Regions from separate parts of the Mus musculus genome. Here all the other regions are linked to region 4. A link is a loop called in an ENCODE intact Hi-C map of the cell type or tissue named here. Cell type or tissue: left cerebral cortex. All regions are shown on one strand.

What was found. A loop is a pair of places that touch in the nucleus more often than their neighbours do. Peaks named below come from ENCODE experiments on the same cell type or tissue, not always from the same donor. Only the 100,000 strongest peaks of a DNase experiment are listed, where the experiment ranks them.
Region 1: a loop joins it to region 4, with 12 times the contacts of the local background. A loop is called at or near these places in 17 of 42 quality-filtered maps.
Region 2: it touches region 4 in a loop (11-fold over the local background); 4 of 42 quality-filtered maps call a loop at or near these places.
Region 3: it touches region 4 in a loop (4-fold over the local background); 7 of 42 quality-filtered maps call a loop at or near these places.
Region 5: it touches region 4 in a loop (3-fold over the local background); 5 of 42 quality-filtered maps call a loop at or near these places.
Region 6: it touches region 4 in a loop (7-fold over the local background); 13 of 42 quality-filtered maps call a loop at or near these places.

Annotation. Positions count from the first base shown.
Region 1 is chr4:121,026,998-121,031,997 of GRCm38, reverse strand. No RefSeq gene overlaps it. Among named protein-coding and RNA genes, the nearest start is that of Col9a2, 10 kb to the left of the region's middle. In left cerebral cortex, CTCF peaks have their summits at 367 (motif pointing right), 2,167 (motif pointing right) and 3,124 (motif pointing left); a DNase peak (open chromatin) is centred at 3,124.
Region 2 is chr4:121,101,474-121,106,473 of GRCm38, reverse strand. Tmco2 (transmembrane and coiled-coil domains 2) reads left to right here. Exons shown (of 2, transcript NM_001081312.2): 2 at 420-823. The coding sequence ends at 737. Among named protein-coding and RNA genes, the nearest start is that of Tmco2, 5.2 kb to the left of the region's middle. In left cerebral cortex, no CTCF peak of the experiment used is centred here; a DNase peak (open chromatin) is centred at 2,970.
Region 3 is chr4:122,983,037-122,988,036 of GRCm38, reverse strand. No RefSeq gene overlaps it. Among named protein-coding and RNA genes, the nearest start is that of Mycl, 10 kb to the left of the region's middle. In left cerebral cortex, a CTCF peak has its summit at 2,743 (motif pointing right); DNase peaks (open chromatin) are centred at 2,765 and 4,417; H3K4me3 peaks cover 565 bases; H3K27ac peaks cover 732 bases.
Region 4 is chr4:121,229,973-121,234,972 of GRCm38, reverse strand. It overlaps Gm30102 (a long non-coding RNA gene), which reads right to left and starts at 4,053. Exons shown (of 4, transcript XR_868091.1): 1 at 3,800-4,053; 2 at 3,440-3,723. In left cerebral cortex, a CTCF peak has its summit at 2,662; DNase peaks (open chromatin) are centred at 2,362, 2,676, 3,593 and 3,861; H3K4me3 peaks cover 436 bases.
Region 5 is chr4:122,833,167-122,838,166 of GRCm38, reverse strand. It overlaps Ppt1 (palmitoyl-protein thioesterase 1), which reads right to left and starts at 1,940. Exons shown (of 9, transcript NM_008917.3): 1 at 1,788-1,940. The coding sequence starts at 1,911. In left cerebral cortex, CTCF peaks have their summits at 9 and 1,972 (motif pointing left); DNase peaks (open chromatin) are centred at 1,961 and 2,703; H3K4me3 peaks cover 1,669 bases; H3K27ac peaks cover 1,529 bases.
Region 6 is chr4:120,984,493-120,989,492 of GRCm38, reverse strand. It overlaps Smap2 (small ArfGAP 2), which reads left to right. Exons shown (of 10, transcript NM_133716.3): 2 at 4,165-4,298. Among named protein-coding and RNA genes, the nearest start is that of Mir7015, 14 kb to the right of the region's middle. In left cerebral cortex, a CTCF peak has its summit at 2,903 (motif pointing left); DNase peaks (open chromatin) are centred at 1,042 and 2,832.

The DNA of each region.
Region 1 (5,000 bases), 200 kb after region 4:
TGCCCATTGTGGAGCACAGTCCCCTTCAGATGCCTGTTGATCAAGACATAGAACTGTCAGCTCCTTCTCCACCACCACGTCTGCCCGGACACTGCCATGCTTCCCACCACAGTAATAATGGATGACCCTCTGAAACTGTAAGCCAGCCCAAATTAAATGGTTTCTTTTATAACAGTTGCCATGGAGTCTCTTCACAACAATAAAACCCTAACTAAAACTCTGTGTGTGTGTGTGTGTGTGTGTGTGTTCATCCCCCTTGGTTCTGTTCCTCCTGAGAGCCCTTACTAAAACATTTTTTGAAATTTAAGTATTTTTTTAAATGTAGGCGTGCTCTGTCTTCATTACACCTGTATGCCAGAAGAGGGCAACAGATCCCTTTATAGATGCTCATAAGTTACCATGTAGTTGCTGGGAATTGGACTCAGGACCTCTGGAAGAGCAGCCAGTGCTCCTAACCTCTGAGCCACCTCACGAGCTCACAGAAACTTTTTTTTTCATCTTTCCATTTTATTTATTGGGGGACGGAGCTTCACTCTACAGCAAGCATACGGAGGTCAGAGGACAACTTGTGGGAGTTGATTTGATTGATGCTCTCTTGCTCTCCCTTCCATCATATGTGTTCCTGAGTTTGAACTCGGGTTGGCAGGCTGATGGCAGATGCCTTTACCTGCTGAGCCATGTCATCAGCCCCAGATCTCTTATTTTAAATGATGAGTCACTTTCTAGTTGATAGCTACTTTGGGCCACCTTCCTGAGCCTTAATTCATTTCATTTGCGTATCAATCCATCCATCCATCAATCAATCTTGTGTGTGTGCCTGGGTGTGTATGTATGTGTACCATATGCATGTAGGACTGCAGGGGCCAGAAAATGACACAGGATCCCCTAAAACTGGAGTTACCAATGGTTATTAGCCATTGATCTGAACCCTGGTCTTCTGCAAGAACAAGAAGTGTCCTTAACTGCATCTCTCTAGCCCCACTTCATTAGGCACTGTTGCCAACTGTACATTTTAACCAGAGTTTATAATTGTTATTAGTGAGTGGTTGGCATTATGCAGCTCACCCAACCAAGACTAAAATGGAAACCTGCTAATTCAGCAATATACTAGCTGTTACCAAGCCTCCCCTTGTATAACAGGTGCGAGTTGCATTGGGCAAAGGAGATGTCCTTCCCTGAGGTCATGGGTGGTTGCAGATCCAACAAGACAGAAATTGGAACATAAAGGGGACTGTGAAGACCTAGATATCGACACCCTAGAGACACTTTGCTGGAGACCGTCTTTGTAGCCTCGCTCTCAGTAGCCCTTTATTCACGTAAAGTCCTCTCCCCCCCCCCCACCCCTCCCCATCCTTCCTTCTGGAAATGCTTGCTTGTACTCCAGTGGCGATGCTTAGGTTATTAGTGCTGTGGATTCACATTAACCCCCCCCCATGACTTCCCAGTGAAACCTAACACATTTCATCTGGAATTCTATTCTGTTTCTTCTAAACATTTTCTGCTATGATTATTTCCTTTATGTGTACATGTGTATGCATGTGTGTTGCACAGGCCTGCCTTCCTTCCTTCCTTCCTTCCTTCCTTCCTTCCTTCCTTCCTTCCTCCCTCCCTCCCTCCCTCCCTCCCTCCCTCCCTTCCTTCCTTCCTTCCTTCCTTCCTTCCTCTCTATTTCTATGTAGCTAAGGATGACCATGAATTCCGTACCCTCTGGTCTCTACTTCCCAAATGCAGGGATTACATGGTTTAAGAGGTGCTGGGGAGATCAGACCCTGGGCTTCCCTCATGTTGACTAAGCAGTTGGCATCTGTGCTGGATGTCCAGCCCCTCTTTAGGACTGAATTTATATTGTAAAGAACACACAGATCTGAGACTTAACATCTCTTGTCCCACTCTTCAGTCTGCCTGGGGGAATTATCAGGCACAGAGTCCCTGCCTTAGCCATAATGAATATTCTCTCTCAATGCCACACTTCCCAAATACTCAGTCCTCACCTTAACTCAGTGAGGGTATGTCCTCTGATCATGTCTGTTTTTTTTTTCTTTTTTCTTTTTTGGTTTATTTGTTCATTTAATTTATTATTGTTGTTTTTGTTATTTTTAATATTTATTTATTTTTATTATGTATACAGTGTTCTACTTGCATGTATGCCTGCATGCCAGAAGAGGGCACCAGATCTTATTAGAGATGGTTCATGAGCCATGAAGTTGTTAGGAATTGAACTCAGGTCCTATGGAAGAGCAGCCAGTGAGTGCTCTTAACCACTGAGCCATCTCTCCAGCCACATCGCTGGTTTTGTTTGTTTGTTTGTTTGTTTGTTTGTTTTCGAGACAGGGTTTCTCTGTATCGCCCTGGCTGTCCTGGAACCCACGCCTGGCTCACATCGTTGTTTTTTAAGACAGGGTTTCTCTGTGTAGCCTTGGCTATCCTGGAAATCACTCTATAGACCAAGTTGGCCTAGAACTCACAGAGATCTGCTGGCCTCTGTCTCCCAAGTGCTGCAGTTATCACCTGGTGAGACTTATTTTTGTTTTATTTTGTATGTATGAGTGTTTTGCTTAAACGTATGTATATGCACCGTATGCAGCTCTTGGTGCACACGGAGGTCGGAAGGGATGTTCAATCCCCTGGAACTGAAGTTATGGATGGTTGTGAGCCATGGTGTGATTGCTTGAAACTGAATCAGGGTCCCCTGCAAGAGCAGCAAGCGCTCTAACCACTGAGTATTGTCTCAGTAATGTCAGCCCTGACTTACATCTGTTTGTTTAATGCCAAATAAGACAGGCTTGGCGGAAGGGACTTTCCCAAGACCACACATCTGCGTGATTACCATTGTTTCCTGTTCAACATGGTTCCCAGTGACCAGACTTGCTCCCTTCTCCACTGAGACCACAGCATGGGGATATGGGTATGTACAGAAAGAAATGACAGAGGGCAGAAGATTGTTACAAGTTTTCATTTAGCTGGTTCTGAACTTTCAGAGAAGACTCCTTGAAATCATAAGTTTGATGTGAGGCCCGGGAAACTCTAGGAATGTTTCAGTTCCCTAAGCTCTAATTGGCGGTAAGACAGCCCGGACACCTCCAAAAACCGAAATCAGGCTGGCTGGTGCGGTGGCGCCACCTCGTGGTCATTATTCACAGCACCTCATGCTGGTGACTAATAAAATAGCCCATTTCTCTGGAGCTCTATGGGAAGAAGACAAACACGTGAGAACACAGTTTGGGCACAGCTAGTGAGATGGCTCAGCGGATAAGACGCAAAGTGCCTGATGTTCTGGGACCTGTGTTCCATCCACATGGTGGAAAGAAAGAAGCAATTCCCACGAGTGTGTGAACTGGCACACAAATAGCCTGTCTTTGAAAAAGAACTCGGGCTGGGCAGTGATGACAGCGATGGATATCTTTAGTCTAATCTCAGCCCTTAGAAGGTAGCCGCAAGCAGATCTCTCTGAGTTCTCAGCCTACCTGGTCTACACAGAGAAACCCTGTCTCAAACAAACAAACAAACAAACAAAAAAAGAAACAAGCAAAACCAGACAAAACAAACAAACAAAGAAAAAAAACCTCAACAACAAAATAACTCAGTTGGGGGACAGATCATGGCTTTCAAGAATCAGAACTAGGCAGCCCTCCAGGATTTGTGTAGCAATGACTGTTCTGGAACTCACTCTGGTAGACATTCTGGCCTTGAACTTATAAATCTGTCTGCCTCTGCCTCCCAAGTGCTGGGATTGTCACTACTACCCAGCTAAGAGCTTGCTGCTTTTACTGAAGACCCAAGTTTGGTTTCTAGCACCCACACTGGGCAGCTGACAACTTCCTGTAACTGCAGCTCCGGGAGATCTGAAGCCACTTTTGGCCTCCACAGTCACACATCTGCACAACACACCCCTTCCTCATAAATGCATAAAATTTTATATACACAAGATTAAAGATAATTTAAAACATTTAGAATTTGGATTCAAATACACTTAGAGTTTCATTTGCCTATGTATTGGCTGAGTGACCAGGGCGAGTAAGTCACTTCATCTCTTTGATCTTCATTGTCCTCATTTGTAACGTGGAGAGCATGCGTATGCCAGGCCCTCTTTACAGCCAAGGCATGTTTAACATGGTGCCCAGAAAGCTTTAGGTGTTTACTTTAGGCAGAAGGCACTTTGTAAGCAAAGGTAGGAAGAAAAACATGTATTCAGACTATTCAGACGACAGTAAGTGACAGCCAATCCTGCTTCCCTGATGGAGAGGAGTCTCAGCTGGTTAGTCCCATGCAAAGGCAGGGGATGCAGTGGAACAGGGGGTGAGTCTCTTTGGGAGTGTTTGTTTATCTTAAAGGCATAAAACGTGTGTGTGTGTGTGTGTGTGTGTGTGTGTGTGTGTGTGTGTGTGTGTGTGATGTATATATAAGTGCAGGTGCCCTCAGAGGCTAGAAAAGGGCAGCAGCCTGTAGTTATAGGAGGTTGTAAGGTGCCCACCTACGCACACGCTGGGTCTCAAATTCTGGTCCTTTGCAAAACCAGCAAGTGCTCTTAACTACTGAGCCATCTCTCCAGCCATTTGCTTTTATTTATTTTTTTTGAAATAGGGGCTTACTTTGTTGCCTAGGCTGGCCTAGAATTAACAGTCCTCCTACTTCAGCCTCCTGAGTGCTGAGATTACAGGCATGAAAGCCACACCAAACTCTAAGAAAGAAAAAAATAGCTCATAAAAGGATCCCGAGGGCTGGAGAGATAGCCCAGTGGTTAAGAGCACTGATTGCTCTTCCAGAGGTCCTGAGTTCAATTCCCAGCAACCACATGGTGGCTCATAACCATCTGTAATAGGATCTGATGCCCTCTTCTGGTGTGTCTGAAGACAGCTACAGTCTACTCATATACATAAAGCAAACCTTTAAAAACAAAACAAACAAACAAACAAACAAAGGAGCCGGAACCGCCCTGGGAGCAGCTCCGTGCTCAGCTAGGCCTAGTCCTCAGCAGATCTGCCCCCCAAGAGTGTGGTTTG
Region 2 (5,000 bases), 130 kb after region 4:
ATTAAAAGTAGAGAGGCTGGAGAGATGGCTCGGCAAAGACAAGAGCATTGGCTACTCTCCCACAGAACCCAGGTCTGGTTCCAAGCACCCACACAGCAGCTTACAACCATCTGTAACTCCAGTTTCAGGAGAGCCAAACCTCTCTTTTTGCCTCCTTGGGCACCAGCCAGGCATATAACTGGTATATTTACATACATGAAAACAAAACACGCATACCCATAAAATAATAAGGTATATCTTTAAAAGATTTTAAAAACAATTAAAAGTAGGTGTGAAGATGTTCTGTTGAAGGGAAAGCTTGGCTTAGAAATGGGGGATGGATGGTTGTTACTAGGAGATCTTTATTCTGCTTTGGCTCTGTGGCTAACTGTGACATTTCATGCACATGACAGAGTGACACTGGTCTTGTTTCGTTTTAGAAAATAGTGATGTTTGTGATCACACTCTACCAACTTTACAAGAAGGGCTCAGACTTTTTTCAGGTTTTGCTAGCCAACCCAGAAGGAAGCGGTCGCCAGATTCAAGACAATAATAATATCTTCCTGTCGTTGGGTCTGCAAGAGAAAATTTTGAAAAAACTTCAGATGGTGGAGAACAAAGTGCGAGACCTGGAGGGGATAATCGTCGCCCGGAAACCTGCTTCGAAGCGGGACTGCTCCTCTGAACCCTACTGCAGCTGCTCTGACTGTCAGAGTCCCTTGCCCACATCAGGGTTCACTTCCACATCTGAAATGTGATGAACTCCAATCTTTTCCAGAAAAGCACTGCTTCCCTCATGTGTGCAGTGGTGTATCAATAAAATAGAGAACTATATTGAAACCACACTGCAAAGATCTGGTTCTCTCTTCAGCAGGGCCCAGTATCTACTTTGTATGCAGTGGATAATGTGGGGTAATGATAGCTGGAAATGTCTCCAAGGATGGGTTCTATGGCTTGGTGGTAAAACATTTGCCTGGCACAAACAGGTAGGGTGCTGACTCAGCAGGCTTGGGGCCTCATGGTAATGCAAGATAGCCAGACTGGAGCAGATGGAGAAAGGAGAGAGGGTGGTCAGGGTTGTGATTTTGAGGTCCATGCTGAAGACATTGGAGAAGCCAGTCACAGAGGGCCATGTTTTGCAAATAGGTTGTCTCAAGCTGGTCCTTGTTGTAAGAAGTATATGCAGTCTGACTGGGGACTCCTGAATTACTCAGAGATGAGTAAAGGTGAGAATATACATGAAGGAGAATGTGGTGGGGGGGTTGTTTGTTTTTTAAGCAAGGTTTCACTAGGTAGCCCCAGCATGGCCTGGAACCTGTGTGTGTGTGTGTGTGTGTGTGTGTGTGTGTGTGTGTGTGTGTGTGTGTGTATTGGGGTGGAGAGTGGGGCTGGGAGCATTACTGTCTGCATGTCTGTAACCACTTGCTTTCCTGGTGTCTATAGAGGCCAAAAGAAGTTATTTGATACCCTAGAACTAGAGTAACAGGCAGCTATAAGTTCCCATGTGGGCACTAGAAATCAAACTTGGGCCCTCTGCAAGAGCAACAGTGCTCTTAACTGCTGAGCCATCTTTCCATCCCCAAATATGCTCTTATTTTATAAACTATGATTTGCCCCACTATATCCAGCTCACTAACAGACTGATGATAGAATTTTACAATTTATGTTTATGTTATCAAATTTTCTATTTTTAATTTGATCAGCTACTTATGAATTGCAATGATAATCAGAAGAATTCTAATTTTTTAATCGTGTCATTTTAACTATACATAAAATAAAAATAATGTTAATGATAGTTCAGAAGAATCCTAACAAAGCCTCCAGTTGTGAGGAGTTACTATCTGCCAACATACCCACTTCAACTAGGTGGCCGATCTGTCTTTCAAGGCCCTTAAGGCCTGCACTCCCAGAGATCTCTCTGCCTACTTCCATAACCTTGTACAACAATCAGGCAAGTCCTTTACAGACTTTCTCATGAGGGTTACTGAGGCAGTGGAGAGAAGGGTCGATTTAGGACCCACCTGAAACATGTTTGTTTAAACAATTGGATTGGGAGGGTCTTAATGCCCCAATCCGCAATGTGGTGGCAGCAGTCCATAATGATGACCTTCATAAATGGGTAGCAGCCACCAAAGACCTTGACCCTAGGGCAGGCAGCTGGAGCTGCAGAAAGACAAGTCTGTAGGGACTGCCCTTAACGCTAGGCCAAGAACAAAGTGCCCTTGCTGTAATAAAGTATTTCGCTGGGCACGAGACTGCAGGTCTCAGAACTCTGATATGTTTTAATTCTAAAATGAGTGCCCGTCAGCCTTGTCAATAAGAGGGTACTTCTCCAAGCCTACTGTATATTAAGCTCGCCTCATGTTTCTATATTCACCCATAATGACTATACACCTAGATGGAATTCCATTGTTGCTGATGTGTCTCGTACACTTTGGGACAGGGACGTATTAGGGGATATAGGTGTCGTTCTTACAACGGACAGTTGGGCCTTCTTTGATGACATCATGGATCCAGCTAAAAGGGGAATCGCCCCCAAGTCTAAGAGAGACTTGCCCACCCTGGGCCTCCTGCCATCACAGAACCTGACCCCATACCGTTGGCCTGGGTATCACTTGCCAATATCTGGGTTGATCAATGGCCAAACATTGAACCAAAATTGTCCACACTCAAAGAACTGGTTGAGGAGCAACTTACACTTGGTCACTTAGAACCTTCAACCAGTAGACAAAACACCCCCATCTTTGTCATAAAAAAAGAAGTCAGAAAAATCTAGACTCTTACAAGATATGAGCGCTATCAGTGAACAAATGGAAGAAATGGGGACTACTCAGGAGGGACTGACTCATCCTGGTGCCCTCCCACAGACTGGTGATGGAGATTAAGGATTGCCTTTTCCAAATCCCCTGGCACCATAGGACAGATGCCGCTTTGCCTTTACAGTGTGGGAACCTAATATGCAAAACCCAGCTAAGAGACACCAGTGGACAGTCCTCCCACGGGGAATGAAAAATAGTCCCACCATCTGCCAGCCTTATGTGTCTGAGGCACTACGGGCAGCCCCTAAAGATATTTTGATCATCCACTATATGGACAACATTATGCTGGCACATCCTGATTCATCTCTTTCACAAGGAGCTACCTCACAGCTCTCCTAAAAGACTTAGAAGAGCTTAATCTGTGGGTTGGCCCGAAAAAAAAAAATGCAGTCAGTTGTCCCCTCCCTTCCCCCCTCCCCCATATACCTTTCTGGAATTAGCAGATTAGACTGCTGGCTTTCTCTATTTCTCGGACCTACTCCCTTGTGGAGCTTCAATCATTGTGTGGGCCTGTTAATTGGGTAAAGTTATTTCTCCTGATCCCCAATCAAGAGATGAGAAGTCTCTTCTCCTTATTGGAGAGCCCTGATAGCCCCTCTACTAAGAACGTCCCCACCCAGGACACTAAGAGACACCTGCAGAAGATAATGACCTACTTGTCTGACTCAAGCCTTAATAGACATAACCCTTTAAGGCCTTTGCTGGCAATAATTATGTGGACTACAGAGGGACCCTGTGGCAAAATGGGCCCCTCATCTGGCTGCACTAAGCTCAGATCTACATAAGGTAGCTTTCTAATATGAAATCACCTTTAAACTTGCTCTTAAGACAAGGGGCCACACTCCTCCATTGTTGATGGATTGCAAGCTTGTACAACCACTCTGGAAATCAGTCTGGCGGTTCCTCAGAAAATTGGACATAGTACTACCAGAGGATCCCGCAATACCTCTCCTGGGCATATATCCAGAAGATGTCCCAACCGGTAAGAAGGACACATGCTCCACTATGTTCATAGCAGCCTTATTTATAATAGCCAGAAGCTGGAAAGAACCCAGATGCTCCTCAACAGAGGAATGGATACAGAAAATGTGGTATATTTACACAATGGAGTACTACTCAGCTATTGAAAAGAATGAATTTATGAAATTCCTAGGCAAATGGATGGACCTGGAGGGCATCATCCTGAGTGAGGTAACCCAATCACAAAGGAACTCACACAATATGTACTCACTGATAAGTGGATATTAGCCCAGGAACTTAGGATACCCAAGATATAAGATGCAATTTGCTAAACGCATGAAACTCAAGAAGAACGAAGACCAAAGTGTGGACACTTTGCCCCTTCTTAGAATTGGGAACAAAACACCCATGGAAGGAGTTACAGAGACAAAGTTTGGTGCTGAGACAAAAGGATGGACCATCTAGAGACTGCCATATCCGGGGATCCATCCCATAATCAGCTTCCAAACGCTGACACCATTGCACACACTAGCAAGATTTTGCTGAAAGGACCCAGATGTAGCTGTCTCTTGTGAGACTATGCCGGGGCCTAGCAAACACAGAAGTGGATGCTCACAGTCAGCTATTGGATGGATCACAGGGCCCCCAATGGAGGAGCTAGAGAAAGTACCCAAGGAGCTAAAGGGATCTGCAACCCTATAGGTGGAACAACAATATAAACTAACCAGTACCCCGGAGCTCTTGACTCTAGCTGCATATGTATCAAAAGATGGCCTAGTTAGCCATCACTGCAAAGAGAGGCCCATTGGACTTGCAAAGTTTATATGCCCCAGTACTGGGGAACTCCAGGGCCAAAAAGTGGGAGTGGGTGGGTAGGGGAGTGGGGGGCGGAGAGTATGGGGGACTTTTGGGATAGCATTGGAAATGTAAATGAGGAAAATACCTAATAAAAATATTTTTAAAAAAAAAGACAAGGGGCTTGGTGAGAAGAACTTATAATAAGGAACCTGATAAGATACTACTGCCCTTTTCTCTTAAGCACTCTCAGTCTTTATGGGCAGATTCCCTTCGTTTTCAAGAAATGATGACAGGCACTGTTGTTAACCACCTGTTGGCCCTTCCCCATTTACCTATTGAAATTGAGCCCTTGCAGCCTACCCAATTTCTAGCCCAATCTCTAAGGCCACTATGGCCTTCTCCGGTGCCAACAAACAAAGATATTGATTTTACTACAGAGGCCAG
Region 3 (5,000 bases), 1.8 Mb before region 4:
CCTAAACCTAAAGCATCATGAAACTGGTGGTGTGAGTGGGGATGACACCACGTGTGTTCCACCCTCACTCAGCGGGAAACCTGTTCTTCCTTTCACAGGACAGCACTTCTTACTTTCATCATCAGATTGGGCCAGGCAGTGTGGAGGGCTTTCAGGAGGAAGGAAATTCAATCTGAGCCTTGAGGATGTCTAGGATTCCGGGGGCTGGGGATGCAGCATGGGCAAGGCTCTGAGTCTGACGCCCAGCACTGCAAAAACCAAGTTTCCCAGTAGAAATGAAGGGACACAGCAGAGGACGAGAAAGGAACATCTGAAGCCTTTAACCAGATCAAGGGCTCATTTTTCATTCCATATCAGTGGTTCTGTTATCTCTGCTTGGGTTTCACTGCAAAGCCACACTTCCCTTGGAACCCTCTAAGGAATGCGGCCTTGCCCCTAAGCGCTGTGGGAAAAGGGTTCTTGGTGACTTTGTGCTCAGCTCTGCAGACAAGCCTGAGGAAGTGGCCAGGCCCAGAAGGGCAACAGCAGCTTTCACAAAGAGAAGCAGGTTGTGCAGAAGCTGTCTCTTAACACTTAAAGGCTGAACCAAACTAGATCAGCTGGTACCAATCCTCAATTTCCCCATCTGTAAGGTGGTTATCTCCACTAGGCAATGCAGTGCAGAATTAAACTGCAGTCTGCTTAGTGTGGTGACTTGCCCAGCCACGAGAACTTCCAAAGTATCAGTTTTATGCTCTAAAAATAAATAAATAAATAAATAAATAAATAAATAAATAAATAAATAAATAATAATAAAATGGTGGTGGGGTTTGAGCCAATGATCTTGGGATTCCTAGCTAAGGCTTAACTGCTTGCCAGAGAAGCTGGAGAGAAAAATGATGGGGTGTGTGCCATGGGTTTGGGGAGAAAGAAACCCAAGTGGATTTGCACGGTGGGAAGAACATGTCCCAAGATTCCAAGCACCGCGAGGGAAAGGGTGGTCTGAGCTCAGCTCTGTATCTGATTGGCTCCTGTTCCTTCTCTGTGGACATCCAGCCTTGCAACCCAAAGTGGCTGTTCCAGTTTGCCTTCTCGGAGAGAGATTGATAACTGGAAAGGGAGGGCTGGCCCCTAAGCTTGAAGGGCTCGAGTAGCCATTCTGAGCTGCTACATCGGCTACAGGATTGCGAACTGTGCCTGTGCACAAACTGCAGGGCCACAGAGTGCCTACGGAGGTCAGGGCACAACTCACTGGGGTTGATTCTCTCCCACCATGGTAGACTCCAAACGCAGTAAGCACTTTAACCAGTTGAGCCATCTCACTGGCTCTAGATTATCTGTTTGTTTGTTCACGTGTACATGTGTATGTGCTCAGGTGAATGCAGGTGTGAGCAGGTGCCAAAGGAGGACAGACAAGGGTCACAAATCTGGAGATGGAGTTACACTCAGCATGAGTTGCCCAAAGTGCTAGAAATTGAACTCTGGTCCTCTGCAAGAGCAGTATACTCTTTAAACCAAACACTGAGGCATTTCTCCAGTGCATGTATGTGTGTGTGTGTGTGTGTGTGTGTGATGTTTGTGTATGTGTGTGAGTGATGTGTGTATGATGTATGTTTGTATGTGTGTGAGTGATGTGTGTATGATGTATGTTTGTATGTGTGTGAGCAATGTGTGTATGATGTATGTTTGTATGTGTGTGAGCGATGTGTGTATGATGTATGTTTGTATGTGTAAGTGTATGTATATGAGTGACGTGTGTACGTGTGTATGATTTGTATATGTATGTGTGTGTTTATCTGTGTATGTGTATAATTTGTGTATGTGTGTTTGTGTGTGTTTGTATGATGTGTATGTTGTATGTATGTGTGTGTGTTTGTATGATGTATGTGTATGATGTGTATGTGTGTATGTGTATGAGGCATGGCATGTGTATGGAGGTCAGAGATGACCTTGAGTGTCAGTTTTCACCTTCTGTCTTCTTTAAGATAGGGTCTCTTTGTTGCATATGATTGTATTTAACCCAGACTACCTACCTGGCCTTTGGGCTTCCAGGACTTCACTTCTTTCTACCTTCCTTCTCATTGTTGATGTTCTGGGAATACAGATACACGCTACTTTATGTGGGTTCCAGGGATCTGAATTCCTGACCTCACAATATGGTAAAAGCTTTATGCACTGAGCCATTTCTCCAGCTGATAAGAAATCCTGGAGATAATGCCATTCACAGAGATGGAATCCCAGGTGTGTAGTACTTCCAGACAATTGAGAAGCTATTGGTCTTCCTTCCTTCCCTTCTTCCTTCCTTCCTTCCTTCCTTCCTTCCTTCCTTCCTTCCTTCCTTCCTTTCTCCTCCCTCCCTCCCTCCCTCCCTCCCTCCCTCCCTCCCTCCCTCTCTCCTTCCTTCCTCCCTTCCTTCTTTCCTTTCTTCCTTCCTTCCTACTTTTTCCTAGACAGAGTTTCACTGTGTAGCCCTGGCTGTCCTGGAACACACTCTGTAGACCAGGCTGGCCTCGAACTTGCAGAGATCTGCCTGCCTCTGCCTCCTGAGTGCTAGGATTTAACGGTATGCACCACCACTGCCAGGCTATTGTCTTTCTTGAAAGGACTTTTTATGTGTATACATTCATGTGTAGAGATACATAAATAAGTCTATTTTTAAAAAAGGAACTCTTGACCACGTGTCACGTAAACCTCGAGACTGTACTGTGTTGTGCTCTGGGCACAGCTGCAGTTACTTGGAAATGATGATTCTGTCCACTAGAGGGAAACCCAGGCTCGAGAGATGGAGAAGCCACTCAATCCAATCCACAGCTGAGGACCTGAGTAATGATGTAAACCCAGTGTTGTGTGGGAGCTGGCTTGTACCGGCTTGATGAGAGACACTGGTTGCGTTTTCAGACCTCATGGGAGCGGGTTGTTAACCACAGTCATTAAAAATTAGGCTATACAAACTTGCACTTAAATCAACCAAATGAAAAATGACTGCAGGCAGGCATGGTGGCACATGCCTATAATCTCAGCCCTTGGGAGGAAGAAGATCCATAGTTCAAGACTGGCTCAGACCATGAGACCCTATCTCAAAATAAATGATAAAATGACTGCAAACATAATTTTTTCATTTCTTACTATATTTTACTGGTACCATCACTCTGTTACACAGGGGGTATTATAGAGAAGTATGCTATTGTCTATCTTTAAAACTGGTAACTTGAAGTTGGCCATGAAAGAATATTTACTTCAGGGAAACCTACACATGCTACAAACCAGGGTTCTTCACTCCTGATTCCTCTCCACCGTAGATTGCTTTAAATACCTGGTATAACATCCCTGCATCCCTGTTTAGGTCTTTTCCACCCAGATGTTGTACTGAGGGGCTGGGCTTTTCCAGTTCTGACCAGAGACACATTCAGAAATATCCCTGTGGAGGGACTGGTCCACGTTATCAGGCCCTGCTGTTGGGGGCCTCTTGGATGTGTCCACCACTGTGCTATTGTCCAAGCGTGGCCTGAAGGTGCTAGCTGCAGGCTCAGGCTCTGTAACAGCTGCAGCCTGCTCCAGAGACTCAGCATGCCTAGTGGTGAAGGGAGCATCACCATCTCTCTGCCTGCGATGGAACACAGTCTCTCACTGGCAGGGAGCTTCCTGAGGGTCAGGGTTAGCTAGTTTTACCTGTGTCTCCCCGCTGGCTTTAGAACACAGCAGTATAAGACACTGAAGTGGGAATGAAGCTTGTGATACCTGCTAGCAACATGATCAGAAAACAAGGTGAATTCTCACCATCTCACCTCTCTCCTTTTAAAATCGTGTGTGTGTGTGTGTGTGTGTGTGTGTGTGTGTGTGTGTGTGTGTGGTATGTGACTTGAGGAGGTCTCCTTCTGACATGTGAGATCCTGGACTGACTGAACTCGGGTGAACAGACTTGGAGACAGGCACCCTTTCCTGTTGAGTCATCTTTCCAACCCAGGTAAATACTTGTTTATCATCAGGTCTGGCTTCTGTGTATGCACAATGAGTTCATCCAAGCAAAGCTCTCATCCGACTATTTCCATAACCAAGAAGGTGTCCCATGACGTAAAAGGTACTGAATTAAAGGGGCACGCCTTGTTACCCTGGTACTGTGTGTTAAGGAAGGAAGTAGGGAGGCAATGGGGCAAAAGACAAGGAGGATATGTGATGGCCACACAGCTGAAAAGTGCACCCTGAACACCAGCTCTCTGAGCCAAGACACTGCCAAGTGCTCCATACTTGATTAGGGGTACCTCTTTCCTATGGTCATCCCGCCCACCTTTGCTTGGGCTCTGGGGCTGGGATGCAGGCAGCGGACGTGGCAGGCCCAGGGCTGTGCTGCAGGAAGCAGCGGTCGGGGCTGTCCTGAGCCTCAAAGCAACGGAAGGGAGGGAGCGGCCAACACCTGCATTGTGCGAGCCCCGCTCCCCGCTGAGCCACCGAGGACCCCCTTGAGCACATTCTTGGGTCAGGGCTGTGGTTCTCAGGCACATATAGAATGAACCAGAAGAGGATTCTATGCTTTGGCTCATTGAGACATTCGTTTGCTCTTTCAGGCATCCATTTTTGAGCGGAGGCACCGGTAAACGCAAACACAGCTCATGATCTCACACATCTTTGGCTCTTCTAAATTGGAGGCAGTTTCTGCAGAGTAGCTTGGAATCGTGGCTCCTCTACCAACTAGAGGAATGGACTTCTCTGAGTTTCTCCGTGTCGGGAGTGTGCTAGGCGTTCGTTCCATTGCTCTGGAGACTGCTAGAGTCAAGGAATTCTGCCCGAGGCACATCAGCAGCTAGTAAATAGCCGAGGGTTTTTAAAAGCTAATTTTTATTGTTATTATGACAAAAGAAGTGAAGGATGAACTGCAAGGAGCCCGAAACTGCAAACTGGAAGCCTGCACGGTGGTTTTTAAAACGTTTCAAATTGATTCGAAACATTGAAAAGTTGTGAAATTTCAACGCTGTCTGGTGTCTTTTGGGGGAAAAAAACATTAACAACGGGAGAGGCTGTGTTTT
Region 4 (5,000 bases):
CATCTTTTGTTGAAAAGGTATCTGTGTGTGTTTATTACTTAATTTTATCTATAAATAGCCATATTTATTTATTTCCCAACCTGTAAAAACATCCTTACTTTGTTAATGTAGCAAACAAATTTCAACTCTGCTTGTGTGCAGACCAGAAGGGAACCTATCTGCTTTGCAATCACCACCACAGTTCAGTTGCATGCAAGCAACACGATGTATATGAGAAAACGACTAGCTGAATTACTAGTGTTAAATACTGAAAAAAAATCAGCAGCTTGTTAACATCTATTTTACTTAACAATGTAGGAAGTTCACAGCCATCAGCAGTGCCTGTGCGATTTTGGGACTGTCTGTGAAGCTGTTACGGTGGTGGACCTTGTAGGTTAAAAATAAATGCCTATTTTCTCTATCATGTGCCAAAGGATCTCTCACAAACTGACCTCATTATTTTCAATCTCATCAAACTGGCCTGACCCTTTGGTATGGCTTTTACTGCTCCCAATGTTAGTATGCATTCTCTTTTTATATTTTGATTCTCAAAAGATATTGATGAGGTTTTTTGTTTGGGTTGGTTGGTTGGTTGGTTGGTTGGTTTTGGAGTCTCTTTCTCTCTCTCTCTCTCTCTCTCTCTCTCTCTCTCTCTCTCTCTCTCTCTCTCTCTCTCTCTCTAGGTTATGTGGAGTAGAGGGAAAGGGGGAAAGCAATCCAATTTTCTTTAAAAGTCAACAGAGTAGGGGCCTTCAAGATGACACAGGCTGTTCAGAATCCTAGCCTGAGGTAGTTGATGGAATTAAGAGATATTCCTGGAAAACAGAAACTGCCCTTAGGCCTCTATTTACATAATATCTATCAATAGAAATCCTTCTGTTACCTAACCTAAATCTTTCTGTTTAGGACATTGTCACCAGTACTGATATTCTTTGGAGGGCCACTTTGGACTTGACACTATGTAGCCCTGTCTAACCCAGAACTCACAATGTGGAGCAGGCTGGCCTCAAAGCCATAGAGATCCACCTATCTTTGCCCCAGAGTGCTGGGATTAAAAGAGTGTACCACCAAGGCCAACCAGAAGGTATTAGTTTGACACGTATGGTGCCAGGGCCCTCTTAGCCACCATGGGCTTTCTCCTCTTTATGTATTATATTCTTATAAAATTTTACTTTGATCCCACAGGAACTCTGATAGTTTCTTGGTGAGTAAGGATGAAGCTGCTACCCATCTCCCTCTGGGGAAATGCCTACTCATTATTTAATAGCAATATATGTATGTACCAAGTAACCATTGTGGTATGTAAGTACAGGTTAGACAAGAGAACTTTACAAGTGCACTAAAGCATTGTGTAGTACATCAAAGTTTTGTACAGAACATCTCATAAAATGAGCTTGCTCATAAACTATGTAATGGAACTGGTCATGGTAGCACAAGCCTGTAATCCTAGCACCTGGGAGAAAGGGGACAGGGCAGGGGGACACAGAGCTCAAGGCCATCCTTATCTATATAGCCAGTTGGAGGCTAGCCTAGGCTACGTAAGACCCTCTCCTAAAAATAAGTAAATGAGCAAATCATTAAACACGGGTTTTTTTTCTGCTTTGCTTTGTTCTGTTGAGACAGGGTCTCACTGTGTAACCCTGGTTGATATGAAATTCTCTATGTAGACCAGGCTACCTTCAAACTCACAGAGTTTACCTGCCTCTGTCTCCTGAGTGCTAGGATTTAAAGCATTCACCACCATTCCTGGTCAGTCACTTCCATTTTTGACACTTTAAATGTCCTGACCACATTTTAACGGTTTTCCATGAGGCTGAAGAGATGACTCTATGGTTAAGAGAGCTTGCTGATTGTGCAAAGGACCAGAGTTCAGTTTCCCAGCACCCTTGCTGGACAGCTCACAGCTGCCTGTAACTCCAACTTCAGAAGGGCATCAGGTATCCGGTATTATTTTCTGTCTGTCCCTTTAAGCCAGTGTCTCTCCCTGAGCCTGTGGTTTGTATTTCCCTGGTTAGACTGGAAGCCAGCAAACCTCATGAACTCTCCTGTCTCCAGGTTTTCAGAGTTGGGTCTATAAGAATGCGTGGAATGCCTGGTTTGGTGTGTGGATGCTGAGATGCCAACTCCAATCCTCACAGCTTTACAAGTGCTCCTAACCATTGAGTCATCTTCTCTAGTCTCTATTCTCATGTTTTAATTTTTTACTAAATTTTTAAATTATATTTATTCCTTCATTCGTGTGTGTGTGTGTGTGTGTGTGTGTGTGTGTGTGTACCACAGCACCAGTGTGAAAACCAGAAGACAGCTTGTGGGAGTCTGTTCTTTCTTCCCATCATGTGGGTCCCAGGGATAGAACTCAACTAATCAGTCTTTGTGGCAAGCTGCCTGAGCAGCCCACTGGTCCATTGGTTTGACTTTAAAATAGATTCTTAATTCTGTGCAGTTCTGAGGCAAGATTTCCAGGTTTAAGCACACATACGCACATGCACATGTGTACGCACACATTTTCAGTTGGGGAGGGCTTTACAATTTAATTCTATTTCATGCACTTTTTAAAAAAAAATTCTCAGTCGCCAACAAATCTTAAAAACTAAAATTCTTAAACCAGTCCACTGGCAAAAATAGCTAAATTAATGGGCCAAAAAGAGTATGCAGAACTTCCGAAGTATATAAGAGCTGCAGCCAGCAGGGTGTGCTGTGGGACTGGCCTGCTGTCTTCTTTAAAACAGATTTCACCATCGGAGTTTTAAAAAGAATATTTTAATGAGAGGCTCTACCAGCAGCTGACTGAGACAGATGCAGATACTGACAGCCAGCTATTGAACTGAGGTCGAGACCCCTATTTAAGAGTTAGGGGAAGGACTGAAAGAGCTGAAGGGGATTGCAATCCCATAGGAAGAACAACAGTATCAACTTACCCAGACCCCTCAGAACTCCCAGAGACTAAGTCACCAACCAAAGAGCATACATGGGCTGGTCCGTGGCCCCAGACACATATACAGCAGAGGATTGCCTTGTCTGGCCTCAGTGGGAAAGGATGCACTTAATCCTGTAGGAACTTGATACCCCAGGGAAGGGGGATGCTGGTGGGGTGAGGTGAGGGTGGGTAGGTGGATGGGGAGCACCTTATCAGAAGAAAAGGGGAGGGTAGAGGAGATGAGGAACTCGGGGGAGAGGGGGACAAGGAGGGGGGGCAACATTTGGAATGTAAATAAATAAAATAATTTAGTTTTAAAAAAGAATATTTTAAAGCTACCAAGAGACATGTTCTGGTTTGGTAGAGTAAAATATGCGAGTTAAAAATGAATGTTAGGTTTAAAACAGTGATAGGAACTCTGGGGATGAGAAATAAAGGGGCTTGCAGTTGGTGATGAGAGAGCAAAGCCACAAGAGGAAGGACAGGGCTTAGGGAAAAAACAAAGCGGTCTTGGCAGCCTCTAACTGGCACCTGCAGCCTCACCTCTTACCGGGAGTGGACCGCCCCCAGCTCCTGGCAAGGTGCTAGACGTTAGGTAACCAAGGAAAACCACCGTTGCATCTTGGTAGCTGTATCCGCCGCGGTTCCTTTGTGGTTGAATGTCTTGAAGCTGTAGTGAGGCTGTTCCCACCGGAGCAGAAAGAAACTCTCCAGGGCATCCTCCCACACGTGTGCGGTAACAAAGGGTCTGCAGCCTCAAAAGGCCTCACTCCCTTGTAATATCATTTGCATCCCTCATCTTGTGTGGCGATTATAGGAGGAAGCACCTAAAAGAAAAGAAGATCTGGCCCACTATATTTTAGACAGAAGAGGAGTCACCTTACTCATGAATATGCCACTCACCTCATAAATATTCATGCAGACTTCCTTAAAAGCCACAATACAGCATCGCGTGCTGCTCTCCACTTTGAGGCAGTCTACTCCACGCAGTCTTTGAAGTTCTTGCTTTGCTTAGCTGTGCTTAGTTTTGCTTCTACACCTTTGTTACGTAAACTTCTGCTCAAACTGAATTCATCCACTCAACAAGATAAAAACCTATGGCTGGCAAGAAGGTTGGGCAAACCTAACAATCTAGCTAGATCCCTTAAAAAGCCTGACACACTGGCACCTATTTATAATTCCAGCATTCCTATGGTGAGACGGGAGAAACCCATGAGTGTCAACTGCCTTAGAATATGCACCATGGCAGAAGCAAGAGAAACCCTGACTCAAAAACAAGGCAGAAGGAAAGAGCTGCTTCCCAAGGTTGTCCTCTCCCCCACCCCATACACTCACATAATCATGATAATAATAATAAAAATAAAAAGATTTTTAATTAGGTTTGCTTGTTTAGATGGGGGCTTTGCTATGTAGACCATAATGGCCTCAAACTCACAGAGATTCTCCCCGCTGCCTTCCTCATCCAGTGCTGAGATTAAAAACAAGTGCCACTGTACCCAGCTTTTTAAAATGTATGTATTATTTATTTTAAAAATGAAGGCTCTTTTTCTTCTTTCCCCTTCCACGCTCCCTGCCACTCCTTTTCTTCTTCTCTCTCTCTCTCTCACAATAAACCTCTAAAAAAAAAAAAAAAAAAAAAAGGCCAAGATCCATTTGTGCTTGTGCGTGCATTTAATTCCAGCACTTGAGAGGCAGAGGCAGGTGGGTCTCTCCGAATTTGAGGCCAGTCTTGTCTACTCAGTAAGTTCCAGGACAGCCAGGACCACACAGAAACCCGGTCTTGAAAACCCTAAATTAATGAATTATTTTAATTAATTATTAATTAAAAATAAGAATAAAATGAAATAGAAGCCAAGGACCTAAAGAGCCCTGCAATCTCTGCCATATTTCTCTTGTGTTGACTTCTGAGTGAACTAGTTAGTGAACTAGTTGCTAATAATTAGTTTATCAAGCAAATCAAACTGATGGAAAGCCAAATTAAAAAAAAAAAAAACTGTTGTCTAAACCCACTCATACTATTTATTTTGACACTCATGTAAGATGTCTATGTAACAAAGGGCTTTCCAACAAGACCAAGACACAGTCTCTTCTGAGGTTCATGTTT
Region 5 (5,000 bases), 1.6 Mb before region 4:
GAGTAAACCACATGGTGGCTCACAAACCATCTGTAATGGAATCTGATTCCCTATTCTGGTGTGTTTGAAGACAACTACAGTGTGTGTGTATATATACATATATATACACACACACAATACACACACACACACTTGATTTTTTAAAATATATGTGTATATATATGTATATGTATGTATGTATGTGTATGTATGTGTATGTATGTGTATGTATGTATGTATGTGTATATATATATATATAGTTTTAAATCTGAGCTCCCAAAGAAAATGCCTGTTGTTGGTTCTGTTGACAAGCACCTGAATTCCCTGTGATCTCAGCTGACTGTTCTCAATCCCTTTTCTTCTAATGACAACTTCTCCCCAGAGCTCATAGCCACAGCTTTTGTTCAGTGATCACTTAGGGTATGCATAGACATCTAGTGTCAGAAATAGATCCTTTCAACGTCATTTTTAATTTTAATTATATGGGTCTTCCCATGTAGCTCTGGCTGATGTGGAACTTGCCATGTAGATCATGCAGGCCTCAAACTCGGGGTGTTCCTCCTGCTTCTGCCTCCGGAGTGCTGGGGAGTTACATTCCTAAACTAGCTCTTTACAGTTGCTAGCTAGCACAAAGGGCTTAGAACAGTTCTTTACAAATGTAAATTCTACCACCTCACAAGTTCCTAGTGAAATTCCAAGTCCTTACACTAATCTTAAAAGCCCCAGCATACTTGTCCACCCTCTTATTCCCTTGCTCCCGCTGCTCCTGCTACACTGCTCTGCATGCTAGTCTGCCAAGCTCAGGGCCTTTGCACCTGCTGCTCCTGTGACCACATGTCCCTATGGCATCTTCCCTCGTCCTCCTTTTTTTCTTCTCTTTTTTCCTTCTTTTATTTTTTTTATTGGATATTTTCTTTATTTACATTTAAATGTTTTCCCCTTTCCAGGTCTCCCCATCGGAACCCCCCTATCCAATCCCCCCTCCCCCTGACTCTATGAGGGTGTTCCCCACCCACCCACTCCTGTCTTCCCTCCCTGGCATTCCCCTACACTGGGGCATCGAACATTCTCAGGTTCAAGGGCCTCTCCTCCTACTGATGTCCAAGTCCATCCTCTGCCACATAGGCAGCTGGAGCCATGGGTCCCTCCATGTGTACTCTTTAGTTGGTGGTCCAATCCCTGGGAGCTCCGGGGGGGTGGGGCGGGAGGGAGGATCTGGCCAGTTGCTCCCTCCATGGTGCTGCATCCTCTTAAGCTCTACTCAGTTGTCACTCTTGGGTGAATCCCGTTTCCTGTTCTAACTTGCTCCGTAGAAGCACAAGCTCACACCTGAGGCTCTATCTTCTGTTTTCACTGCACTCCTGGCCATTTGACAAGTTTCCCGTATTTCCTTATAATACGTTTCCCCCACTGGACAGCAAGTTCCAGAAAGATGAGAATGCTTCATGCTCAGGTATAGCAGGTGCTCTGAGGTAACTGTATAAAGGACATGAAGGCCCCTGGTAGATCTCTATTCAGATGTGAAGGAATGAAAGCCTGAGTGTGCAGTCCAGCTCTGCAGGGGCAGGCTGGACTGACTGTGAGATACTGCAGGCTGATGCTACTGCTGCCAGGATTTTAACAAAGCATAAACCAAGCCGTGCACAATACTCACTGAGCACTCACTAAAGACACCTGGTTGTCGTCCCTTCCGTGCAGAGCAACAAATCCGAAAACCTTGGACTAGGCGGGTGCTGTGGAATCCCTATCGTCTTTCCAGATTTAAGAACCGAGGGGGGAAAAGGATGCCCCCGTCCACGCCCACTCACCCATCCCATGCCAGATCACCAGCGGTGGTGGTGAAGGTGGGTCCAGATGCCCCAGGGCCCAGGCGGCGCAGCACCAAGGCAGCAGAGCGGCAGCTAGCAGCCTCCGCGAACAGGACGACGCCATCTTAGCAATCACATGACCGCGGGGACTGTGGACCAAAGTAATTCCGGTGGCCACGCCCCCTGCCGGGCTCTGCATCCTGACAGAGACGTTTATTCATTGCTTAACACCCACCAGACTCTACTATATAAGGGCTTTCCATCTTTTAATTGATCTTATGCACTGCTCTCATTTTACACCCAAGGACGCCTAGGTGACAATTCCCCCTTCCCCCTACGGAACTTTGCCTTCTCTTTCAGCTGTGTATTAGCAGAAAAGAGCTGTTTATTCGCTAACAATTATGTCATTTGCACGTAATTTTAATTCTATGTGTGGGCGTTTCATATGTGTACGGCTCGCGTTCTACAGCGCATGTGTGGAGGCCAGAGAACCGCTTGCAGGAGCGGTCAGAGGGATTGAACTGAGGTCATCCATCAGGCTTGGCTGCAGGTGCTTTCCCCCTAGGAGACTGTTTTTATTTTAGCACATGTGTGAGAAATTAGGTAAGGTCCTCGGAGGCGGAGGCAGAAAACTCTTCAGCACAGTGCCATAGTACTTATAGCCCTTGGAAGAAAAGGCTCAGTGTCGGGACTGGGGAAGGGAGACTTGATTTTCATCCAGGGCAAGTTATATCATGGTGAGGTTTGGTTTGGATCGTAAAGCTAAGATGGGGTTTCAAAAGCTAAAGATGTAATTAGGGAGGAGGAAGTTTGGACTCCTGAAGAGGGAAAAAAGTATCTTATTAAAGATGTAATAAGACTTCCAGGCTGTCATGGACTCTCAGGTATTTCATGTACTAGGAAGATGGGAAACATAGCTACGTCCTATCCAAGCTCCACTCTGGTTTATTATAGCCCAGAGGCTCCTGTCTATGCTCCCACATCTTTTCTAGATTCCCTCAGTGCAGCCTCGGCACCTCAATGACAGTGTCAAACATTTTTTCCCCTAAAAAAGCATTAAAAATGTTTAAAGGAATCTGTTAAATAGGGTGTATTCACGGTACAGTGGGACTCTCTGACACCGGCTTTATAAAGGATGAAGTAGTCTTGTAGAGAGCGACATATGAAAAATCTAGAAGAATAACCGGTTGTGCACCCACATGAAACCCTTCTGTACCACCCCACTGAAACCAGCAGTTACTTAGTAATTGGAAAGCCAATTAAAATACAGGATTAGGATGCATTATACAGTGCACAGTCTGATAAGCGTTGGGCCAGCTAGATTGTTCAGCTGGATAAAACAATGGCCACTAAGCCATTCCTGATCCTTTCCTCTTGAGAACTATGATAGCTTGAGGTTAAAAAAAACAAGTTGTGCAAGCTGTCTTCTGAGCTCTATACACCGACAGTCACATGTCCCCATAGAGACTCATAAACACACAATGTAAACAAATAAATCAGAGTAAAAACAAAGGAAAGCAAAAATAGGCCCGGGGCCAGGAAGACAGCTCTGTCTTTAAAGTGCTTGCTGCTTCAGCGTAGAATCTGAGTTGGATGGCCACACCCGCAGGTGTAGGGAAGTGCAATCCCAGTGTGGAGGAGGCAAAGACAAGGGGATCCCTGGGTTTTGCTGGCTGCCGGGCCACAGTCTAATCAGATCGCCAGGTTCCAGGTTCAGTGGGAGCCTTTGTCTCAGATATGAGGTGAGAGGGATGGAGAAAGAAACCAGATAGGTCTCAGTAGCCCAAGTTGGCCTGGAATTTTCTATGTAGCTTCGAATGACTGAACTCTTGCTTTTCCTGTCCCTGCCTCGAAAGTGCTGGGATTATAGGCTTTGGCCACCATACTCAGCTCATTCTTTACTTTATACATTGCTGTATGATTTGTGTTTTTATAGCAAGGATTCAAGGATACATAGCAAGGCTGGCTTGCTGGCTCTCTCTCTCTCTCTCTCTCTCTCTCTCTCTCTCTCTCTCTCTGTATGTCTCTGTCTCTCTCTTTCCAACTTGGGGCAGCTGTCCTGCCTCTGCCTCCTTGCTAGAATTACAGTTATTTTTCACCATACAGTCTATGGAAATAACTTCTAAAATCAGAATATAGTGATATATGTACACATTGAAAATTGCACATAAACTGCTTCAGCAGCAAGAAGTTGCAGTGGCAAACATGGGGAAAGCAACCTTTTTCTCCTTACTATTTGCAACCACACCATACTCCAAAGACCTATGGAATAGAAGGAAAAACAATTATTAGTTTAGAAAATGGATTGAGAAGCATATTAAATCAGGGATAGTTTTTTTTTTTAAATAAAATTTTGGTTTATTTGTGTGTGTGTGTGTGTGTGTGTGTGTGTGTGTGTGTGTGTAGCTATGTGTATAAATGCACAAATCCCATGTCGCACATATGGAGATTAGAGGACTACTTCCAGGAGTCAGTTTTCTCCTTCTACTTCTACCACTTTGGGTCCCAGAGATGGTTGCCCACTGGTGGCAGGTGCCTTTTCCCTTCTGAGCCATCTTGCTGGCCCAAGTATTTTGTTTGTATTCTGTATATGAGAAGTATGTTCTTGGGTTGGTGGTGTGGCTCAAAGGCAGAGCAATTGGATCCAAGGCATGGGTTGAAGAGAGGGATGGAGAAAGGGGAAGAAGGCAGTGTGTGTGTGTGTGTGTGTGTGTGTGTTGGATTGAAGTTTCCACACATGCCCATGAGGTAGGTTGTTTCTATTTCTCTGATTTCCCACGTAACATTAGTGTTCTTCATTTTTGAGTTTGGGGGAGATATGCTAAAATCTCCTCTTGTAATAATAATAGTGGGTTTTGCTCTCTTTGGCCCATCTCTTCTCTTGACAGTCTCATGTTCAAATATTTTAATCAGATAGTTAAAATTGTCTACAGGAGAACTGACAAGAGTTATTACTTCCTCTGAATTTGGTTTTAGGAGGAAATGTCTAGTGGGAGATAAGTACAGTTCTCTCAATTTAAGTTGTGATTTTAATAAGGAGCCCCCAATATTACAAAGTCTTAGTTTCCATATTAACTCCAAATAGAACTGAAAGCAAGTACTGAACTCCCAGACAGTTCCCCAAATAATGTGTATCATGCAAGAAACTGTGGGAACTGAGAAGCACCCAAATGCTCTCCAATTTCAGATTTCTTTTTTTTTTTTTGTACAAAA
Region 6 (5,000 bases), 250 kb after region 4:
AGAGGGGGACTGGAGAGATGACTTAGTGGTTAGGAGCACTTACTGCTTTTGTAGAGGACTGAGGTTTAGTTCCCAGCACCCACATGGTAGATTACAACCATCCCTAAGATGGGTCCCAGGGAAAAGGGCACCCTCTTCTGGCCTTCACAGGTACCAGGCACACATACAGTATCCCTAAATACATGTAGGCAAAACGCTCATACACATAAAATGAAAATAAATAAATCTTTTTGTTTGTTTGTTTGTTTGCTTGTTTGTTTGAAGACAGGGTTTCTCTGTGTAGCCCTGGCTGTCCTGGAACTCACTCTGTAGACTAGGCTGGCCTCAAACTCAGAAATCCACCTGCCTCTGCCTCCCAAGTGCTGGGATTAAAGGCGTGCGCCACCACCGCCCGGCTAAATAAATCTTTTTTTAAAGAAAGGAAATGGATAGATTCAGGAAGTTTCTGGGTACACCGAATAGGGCTAGACAGAAAATGAAGAGATTCTTGCTTCGCACGTCCCTGTTAACCCTGGTAGCTCTGGTGGGCATGGGGTCAGTGACAAGCTGCAGTGGCTGCAGCAGGTATTCAGGGTTTAGTGCTGTCCAGAGTGGAGTACAAGCTGGACATTGCTTGCATGCTTTCCACCAGCTCTCAGGCATCAGAGTGTGTGTGTGCAGTGTGTATAAGCCCAGATTTTTCCTTACTAGGTGGATATATTTTACACTTGATTTTTTAAAATTGATCAACCAAATCTACCTGCTTTCTTTGTTTTCATGAGTTCTTCATCGCAGAACGACTCCTGTCAGTGTGAAGTAGGCAGTACCTCCAGAACCTGTGCTGTAGCTCCTGTGGCGTGTGCTCCGCAGACTCCTTTTGCGTCCAGAACCGTTGAGAACATTACTTTGCATCACCTCTTTCCAGGCTTAGTTTCAGGATGATGTCTCTGGGAGAGTTGCAGGATCACCAGGTGTAAGCAGATGCTGCAAGGCCTTGCAGCAGTGATGTCAAGCACTGTGGAATCTGAGCATCCCCCATCCAAGCTGGCAGCTTGGACATCTGTGTATGAGTGCTAGCACATGCTGGCACAAGGACAAGGATTGCGTGCAGAGGATCGCAGCCAGGGCGGTTAAGTTATATGCTTTGGACTATTTTGGAGGAAATAAAGTTGTTTAAAATTTTGTGTTTCTTGCATCACTGAATGGTTCCATTCTACTGTAGTAACCATTTTTGTGTATTTTACCATGCATCTCATAAAACACATATAATAAATTTTATTTTAAAATAAAGGGAGTGGAGAAAGCCAGGACTTGGTACAGGCCTATAATCCCACACCTGCAGAAGCAGAGGAGGAGGAATTGCTACAGGTTAGAGGTTAATGACGGCTACATAGTGAGATCTTGTCTCAAAATGGGAAAAAGCACAACAAACAGCACCCCCAACATCCTGAAGTATTGGACAGCGTTGGGGCGACATGCGTGAGTCTGTTTACTGGTCCTTCGGTGGAGATTGATGGGAAGTGTGTCCTGGAATCCTCCTGTATCGTGTTCTTATGTGCAGGCGCTACTTATTGTTGTTCTCTCTGTTTAGGCAATTTGACGTAGGTGTTATAAAACACATTTTATAGATGGAGAAACTGAAGCCTGGGAAGTACAAGTTTCTCAAGGTCATATTGGTAATCACTGATGGAGCCGCAGTCTTTTCTGACTTCACAGACTATACTTTTAATAACTATACCATTTCCCCACATTTTCAGCCATATAAACTAGGGGAACGTGTTGAAGCTTGAGGCCCAAAGTCTAGCGTATTAGGCAAGGGCTTTACTACTGAGCTCCACTCCTAGCCCATAAGTAACTTTTTTTTTCTTCCTTGGTTTCACGGACTCTTATGGGTTGTGTAGTTGGTGACTGTTATAAGTCTAGTTGCTCAAAACTGAAAGAGAACTCAGGTTGAAGGGCTGTGGTTGAGCTTTAGCCTGGAATGCATGAGGTCATTGGTTTAGACTCAGGTTCAGGGAGGTCAGGTGAGGGAGAGAGACCGAGTAAGGTAGAAATGAGAAGTGTCACCATCTCACTGGCGAAGTGTGGGAGGGATGCTGGGAGGGAAGACTGTGGGGGTGGGAGAGGAAGGGAGGCTGTCACCTGGCTGCTTATGAAAAGGTAGTTGCCTGTATTTCTACTCTGGGGTCTTTGCAAGTGTGTAGACTCAGGGCAGGAAGACTTTTAAGACTGTAAGTGTCTGGAGATCCCACAGTGATGCTGGTATCTTAGGTGACTGTAGACTGCTTTCTCTTGACTTAGACCCAGAATGTAGATAGCCTAATCTTCCATAGCTAACTTCTTTCCAAAAATTTTATTAAGTTTGTTTGCTTGCTTATTTATATTTATTCATTGTGTGTGTGTTGTGTTGTTTGTGTGGTGGGGTCCTATTGCATGTGTGGAGACCAGAGGACAGCTTGTGAGAATTCATTCTGTCCTTCTGTGTAGATTCTAGGATTGTATTCAGGTCACCAGCCTCGGTGGCAAGTGCCATGACCTGTGGAGCTATCTCACTGGCCTCATCTTAGCTATCTCGATTTCAAGACTCTCGAATCTAGAACACAGAAAAAATGCCAAAGAAGTATGAAATAATTGATATTTATTTGGTTGATCCCATTAAAAAATGTAAAGATCATAGGGTAGAAACAAAACCAGAAATTCACACCATGAGAAACCTCCTTCACGTTGGTTTGGCTCTTTCCTTTTGCAGCTGTATGACACCCCACTACCAGGAACAAGTATGTGAGGCGTTGTGTGTCTCGGAGTCTGTGGGAGACTGCGCAGTCAGCTAGGGACTAGAGAGATTGAAGATCTTTCAGAAGATAAAAACCTGAACCAGTGAAAATAGCAATAAACTTCCAAGCAGAGAGCACCCCCTGGTGGTGACGAGGAAGACTTGCACCTCCTGTCATTCTGTATTTTGCCATAATGGACTTTACCTGAATCAAAATAGTCTCTTTCTAATAATAATTATGGATTCAGATTTCTAAGAGTTCCCACGAGACTCTAGCATTTGTTTATCAATACTGCTGTCAAATATCTCAGGCTGGGCAACTTTCTTATTCCAAGCACAGGCCTGCTAATCTCTGTAGAAAGCCAGCAGCATTGGCATCACTTCAACCTCTAATTGTGATACTGTGCTGAATCCATGTCATTAGTTTCTGAGGAACGGTGGAGAAGGAACCACGTCAGATTTTTCAGTCAGTCTTGGTAACTGTCATATAAGTCTTTTTCCCCCCATATAAAATTATGAGAAACAGTTTGGAGATTTTGCGGAGGTATTATTAGGGTAAAGAGAACTGTCAGGGGATAGGAGATTCTATACCTTTTTTTAAACTCATGTGTGAGATTTCTCTTTGTACTAATAAGCTTTCAGGTAACTACATTATCTGGCAATTCTGAATCTAGATAATTCTGTAGTTGGGTAAAGTAGGGACATCAGCCCGGCTTAGGGATCTTGTTAGGTTAATGTGGATGCATATTTTATAGGCTGGAGGAAGGAGAGGATACCAGCGTTTTCAGTTTCAGCATGAGCCTGGCTGGCCTGCAATGCATGTATCCTTTTTCCTAGGAAGAAAGCTGAATCCAGGCCCCTCACCTTTACAGCATCTTCCACTGTTGGTGTAAGGTGCCAGGTTAGAGAGACTTAGATGTGGCTTTCCACCACTCTCCTGGGAGTTTTCTTCATACAAGTGACAAAGTACTATGACATGTATTTTAGCACTGATTAGACACTAAAAGCATGTCTTGTGCCTTCACGTTACATAGTTCCATGTATATTAGATGTCTGAAACTGGCAAGTCCTAGGCAGAAAGTAGACCTGTGATTGCCAGGGACTGGGCGCTAAGGGCCGGTGGGGAGCAGGGATACAGAGTACCTACTAGTAGGTTTGGGATTTGAGTGATAAAACTTCTGGATTTAGAGTGGTGATCACCATGCAGCGGTGTGACTGCCCTGGGAACCTCTGTACTGTATACTCAGAGTTTAAGCTGAAAGTCAAATAAATGTTGATCTACAGGAATGAATAAAGTCAGTAAAAAGGGTAATTGCAGTAAAATCTCATTTGGTTTTAGCCAAAATGCTGCTTGATAATCTAAGTAGCACAGACGAGCATTCTCATAATCTGTCCTGTCTCGCTCTCCACAGGGCCGAGATGGGCCTCCTGGAACATCGGGGTGTTCATCTGCATTCGGTGTGCTGGGATCCACAGGAATTTGGGGGTGCATATATCCAGGGTAAAATCAGTGAACCTCGACCAGTGGACTCAAGAACAGATTCAGGTACCAGCACAGCCTTTAGCCAGCTTCTCTTGTACCCATGTAAGAGCAGTTTCAGGTTGAATGCTAAATTGATCATGAAGGTGAAGAAAAAGGAGAAGGAAAACTTAATAGTTGTCAAACACGTTTGTCAAATTCTAATTTTTATTGTATTTATTTACTTATTTGGGACAGGGTCTCACTGGGTGGCCTGGAACTCATAGAGATCTCCTTGCTTTACCCTCTGAGAGCTAGAATTAAGAGCATGTGCCACTGTACCCAGCAAAATTTTATTTTTCTTGTTGTTTTGTGACAAGCAAGCCTCTAACTCTTTCTGTACTTACCTTAGCCTCCCAAGAACTGAGATTATAGGTGTGTTTTTCTATTAGTAAAATTATTATTCTTTTAAGATGGTGGGACCTTTGGCAGTTACCGATACAACACTTGTAGTTTTAGATGTATGTAGGCAGCCATTTAAAACACAAAACCACAAAAAACACTTTCTGAGCTAAGGGTATAGCCCAGTGAGGGAGCGTTCACCTAACCTGTAGGAAGCTTGCTGGTTTTGATCCCCAGTATTAAAAAGAACAAACCAACTTTCAAACCATAGACTACTCATTTTCTTCCTTGTTTAGAGATTGAGCGAGGGCCTCACATACACTAGGCAGAAACTCTAAGCTGTGCCCCTGAGCTATGATTCCAGCTTTAGCATAATGTTATGTTGCT